Regions from separate parts of the Homo sapiens genome. Here region 2 is linked to region 1. Evidence: read pairs that join two places in POLR2A ChIA-PET (ENCODE). Cell type or tissue: HepG2. All regions are shown on one strand.

The links. Peaks named below come from ENCODE experiments on the same cell type or tissue, not always from the same donor. Only the 100,000 strongest peaks of a DNase experiment are listed, where the experiment ranks them.
Region 2: POLR2A ChIA-PET joins it to region 1 with 5 read pairs; 13 of 35 experiments call an interaction of 5 or more read pairs at or near these places.

The regions. Positions count from the first base shown.
Region 1 is chr9:38,058,156-38,060,655 of GRCh38, reverse strand. All of the region lies in intron 1 of SHB (SH2 domain containing adaptor protein B), which reads left to right. Among named protein-coding and RNA genes, the nearest start is that of SHB, 9.8 kb to the left of the region's middle. RefSeq lists an enhancer at 563-1,762. In HepG2, no CTCF peak of the experiment used is centred here; a DNase peak (open chromatin) is centred at 945; H3K4me3 peaks cover 570 bases.
Region 2 is chr9:37,907,637-37,910,136 of GRCh38, reverse strand. It overlaps the pseudogene PAICSP1. Among named protein-coding and RNA genes, the nearest start is that of SLC25A51, 4.8 kb to the right of the region's middle. In HepG2, no CTCF peak of the experiment used is centred here; a DNase peak (open chromatin) is centred at 1,276.

The DNA.
Region 1 (2,500 bases):
CTAATACTTTTATTATACATACTCTGAGCTAGGTGCAGTTCTGTGTGCTTTGTATGTAACTTTACTCCTCACTACAGTCCTTTGAGGTAGCTACTACTACTGCTACTTCTATTTTCATTTTTACATATGAGGAAACCAAGGCACAGACAGGTTAAGTCACTTGTCTAAAGTCAGGTCGGTGGTTCATGCCTGTAATCCCAGCACTTCCTGTAATCCCAGCACATTGGGAGGCCAAGGTGGATCACCTAAGGTCGGGAGTTGGAGACCAGCCTGGCCAACATGGTGAAACACTGTCTCTATTAAAAATACAAAAATTAGCTCGGCGTGTTGGCACATGTCTGTAATCCCAGCTACTTGGGAGGCTGAGGTGGGAGAATTGCTTGAACCCGGGAGGCAGAGGTTGTAGTGAGCCGAGATCAGGCCACTGCACTCCAGCCTGGGCACCAAAGCGAGACACTATCTCAAAAAATAATAATAATAATAATAAAGTCAGACAGCCAGTAAGTGGCAGAGATGAGATGTGAAGCCAGATCTAGCATCTGTTTGTAACCACTGTGCCATACTACCTCAAGCTGCACAATCCCATGCCTGAATTTGCTTTATCATCTCTGCCTTATTTGTGGCTAGACTTACTCTTTGTAAAATGTCCCCTCTGTTGGCATGGTAGAAGTGACTGATTCCAACATTTATGTAAGTATTCCACAGCTTAAAGGGCACTTTCACACCGGTAATTTGTTTGCTTCTCAGAGCCACTCTGCGAGGAATGGGCTGTAATCTCCCCTTTGCAGATGGAGAAACAGAGGCTCATGGGGAGGAGTGCATTCTTCCCTGCCTCACAGCAGAGGCAGAGCTGGTGGCCAGTACCTGCTGTGTGTGTTGACCTTGTGTTGAGGCCAGTGCCCTTTGTGCCGGGGTGGTGTGGAGGTGGCGTGGCCGAATCTGGAGTCTACAGGAAGGGTGACAGCCTGATTGATTTCCGCTTCTTCCCGTGTTTTGATTCTGAAACACTTTGCTGAGACCATTAAGGAGCATCGACAGAGGACCTTGCTTCCACAATGGAATTTTCCTTCTCTTCCTGTTTGGTATTTTCCAGTAATATTTCTATTAATGTTTCACTTTCAGCGGCACTAACTTCCTGAGAGTTTGAGCTTTCCTAACTCCCGAGGCAGGAAGAACTGAATTTTCCTCTAAATCATTCAGTTCCTTTCCAGTTTCTCCAAGGGGAGCTGTCTCTGGATTTCCCATTATGCTGTAAAGGAAGGATCTTGGAGGTGGGTCCAGGGGATGGAGAGAGAATTAGAGCCCCACTGAGTGACTCAGGCCCAGTGTTTTCCAAGCAACACGTAATACTCCTGGTCAGAAAGGGGCTTCCCACGGCCGAGGAGGGGAGAGTGACTCGACAGGTGGGTGGGTGGGTGGGGGAAGCGAATTCCCTGGCCCACTGCCGGGCCTTGACTTACAGGCTGGACCCAGAGTTCCCAGGGGGCTGTGAGAGCCCATGCCAAGTCCTTTCTTCTCATTCATTCATTCATTCATTCAGTAGACACTGTTGAGAGCCTGCTGTGTGTTGGGGATTGTTCTGTTTAGGTGCTGGGAATAGAGCCATGAACAAAGCAGATAAGAGTCTATGCTCCCCTGAGCTTGCTCTCTCATGACAGGAGTCAAGTAAATACAGTTACGTCAGGGGTGGGGACTGTGGAGGAAAGTAAAGAGGAATAAAGAGGCGATGGCAAACGTGAATTTGGGGTGGGATGCTTTTTATGTGGGTGCTCAGAGAGGGCCTTGCTAAGAGTTGTGATGGCATGAACCACCCCGCTCTCCAAGGACGGCATTCCAGGCAGAGGGAAGAAGAACAGTGCAGAAGCCTGAGGCAGTAGCATGCCTCGGTGGTTCAGGGAGCAATGCAGAGATCTATATGACTGAGCGGAGCAGGTGAGGAGGAGGTATGAAGGCAGCTGAGGGCTGAGAGGTGTGGGGCAGAGGATGTCGGAACTCACAAGCATTGAAGAGGCCTTCCTCGCTAACCCTGCATGAGATGGGGGCAGCAGAGGGTTCTGAGCAGAGAAGCCAGCCACGCATCTGACTTGGGTTTTTAAAGGGTGGCTCTGGAGATTCTAGAGCAGAGAGGGCACCAGCAGGCAGACCACTGAAAGCAGGGCTTTGACAGCAGGTGATGAGAAGAGGGGCAGATTCCAGCGTGTGGTGAAATTGGGCCTCAGGATTTCCTGGCAGAGATGAGGGAGAAGAGCCAGGATGGCTGCAGGGTTTTGGCCCCGAGCAGCCACTGATGCAGTAGATTCAGCAGCTGAGGCCTAGGGGTCCAGAGTGGGACACTCTCTGCCCTCTGGGGTCAGGAGGTGCCTGAGATCCCAGGGAAGAAATGGATGGCCCTCTGTCTGGGTCTGTGGGAGGAAATGGGGAAAACCGTCAGGAAGAGGAGGCCTCATGGGAGATGGGTCCAGAGGAAGGTGTGGATGGGGCATCCAAGACAGAGGGGATC
Region 2 (2,500 bases), 150 kb after region 1:
TTGAGCCCAGGAAGTGGAGACTGCAGTGAACTGAGATCTTGCCACTGCACTTCAGCTTGGGCAACACAGGGAGGCCCTGTCTCAAAATAAACAGGCCGGGCATGGTGGCTCACGTCTGTAATCCCAGTATTTTGGGAGGCCAAGGCGGGCGGATCACTTGAGGTCAGGAGTTCAAGACCAGCCTGGCCAACGTGGTGAAACCCCCCTCTCTACTAAAAATACAAAAATTAGCCAGGCATGGTGGCAGGTGCCTATAGTCCCAGTTACTTGGGAGACTGAGGCAGGAGAAGTGCTTGAACCCAGGAGGTGGAGGTTGCAGTGGGCAGGGATTTCGCCACTGTACTCCAGCCTGGGCAACAGAGCGAGACTCCGTCTCAAAAAATAAAATAAAAATAAAAAATAAACAAAAGAAGTAAACAAAATATATCAGAAAAGAAAAACTGAGGTTCAGAAAGGTGAAGCGATGCTAGGAAAAGCAGAAGTTGGATTCAGTGGTGGAGGCCCAGGGGGAGGTCATAGCCCAGAGGTGAATGGGATCTAGAGAGAAATTGCATGGTCCCTTCTGCCCCAAGGACAAGAGAGAAGGGTGGCATTTTGTGTCCCTGAGCACCACTGCCCCCTCTATACCGGAAGGAGGATGAGCTTCCATCGCACTGGATCTGCCATCATGGGGAACCTCCCTCAGGGTCTTGGAACATGGTCACCAGGAAGGACCCTCATCCTGTAGATGGAGATATTGAGGCTGGTGTGGGGCTATCCAGTGACATCACTAGGAAGTGGTGGATCAAGGATGCAAACCCAAGTATTCTGACCTTGCAGCATGCTACATTGAGTTCAGTGTTTCCCAACTAGCCTCACCTAAGGTTTACACATGGTTCTTATAAAAATACAAATTCCTAGGACCTCTGCTTGGAGATTTTTATTCAGGAGGTCTTGGGTCAGCCCTGGAAGCCGATATTTTTCACAAGTTCCCCATGGGTGTCTTATGATGAGGGAGCTCAGGAGATACTCCCCTGGGGTCAAGGCCAGGCTGCCCACCGCCCTGCAGCTCACCATCCATCTGGGCCTTTGAACAAGTGCCAGGAAAAAGGAAAGCATCAACTATCACACTGCGCATTTGTGGCTAGCTCCATCCCCCAAAACAATAGGAGTGGCAGAGTCCCAGCCTCACCTCTTACTGGGTACATAGCTCAGATAGGTCATGGGACTTCTTTGAGGACACAAAGTATGTGAAAATCTGAGGAAATGACATATCGTGTGGCTGCTTGGGAAACCCACACAGTATTGTGCAACTGCTTCTTGTTTCATTGACTTGGCCCTTGGTAGGTAAAAATGTATTTGTATTTCACAAGTATGTGTCACTCAGACAACAAGTAAGGTGTCCCTGACCTTACCCAGAGGTCACCAATCTTTCTGAGCTCTGGGACTTATCAGGGGGCATAAACTTTGCCTGCTGGTGTGCTGGGAGAAAAAGCCGGGGTACCGAAATGATGATAGGGAAAAAGCCACCTGGTGTCTTCCTTCTTATACGCTTTTTCTCATCCCATGTTTTTTCTGGAACCCACCTTATTTGAATCCTAGCTTTCCTTTACAGATCACCTTTCCCAAGTAGCCTTCCCTGATTGCAGCTGGTACAACTTCCCTCTCCTATCAACACTCAGAGCACTTGGTATGTGCGGCTCTCAAGCAATGCTGATAATTTTCCTTAGGACTGTTTCCCCTCTGAGCTACAGGCTCATTCACTTACACATTCCTGAGCCCTGTAGGACCCTGTGTTTCAAACCACAGGTCACTATAATGGGTCAGGATGTCAATTTAAAGCTATAATTTCCCAAAATTGCCTGAGAAGAATCAGCCAGGGCTAGCGTTAAATATACACAGGCCAACTGGCCTCTCTCCTGGGGATTCTAATTTAGTCTGTCTTGGAACTGATTATATATATATATCATATATATCATATTTGTGTATATATCGTATGTGTGTATACATCATGTGTGTATATATATCATATGTGTGTATATATCATGTGTGTATATATCTATCATATATGTGTGTGTATATATCATATGTGTGTGTGTGTGTATATATATCATATATATATATATATATGTTGGGTTTTTTTGAGTTAGGGTCTAACTCTGTCTCCCAGGCTGGAGTGCAGTGGTATGATCACAGCTCACTGCAGCCTCAACCTCCCAGACTTAAGCAATCCTCCTGCCTCAGCCTCCCAGGTAGCTGGGACTACAGATGTGTGCCACCACGCCTGGCTAATTATTTTATTGTTTATAGACAGGGTCTCACTGTGTTGCCCAGGCTGGTCTCAAACTCAAGTGATCCTCCTGCCTCAGCCTCCCAAAGTTCTGGGATTACAGACATGAGACAGATCTATTTTTTAACCAGACCTCTAGGACCTAGAATCTAGGTCAATGCTTTTCAATCTGTAATGTGCACACAGCACACCTGGTGAACTTGTTAAATACCAATCCTGGTTTACTGGGGC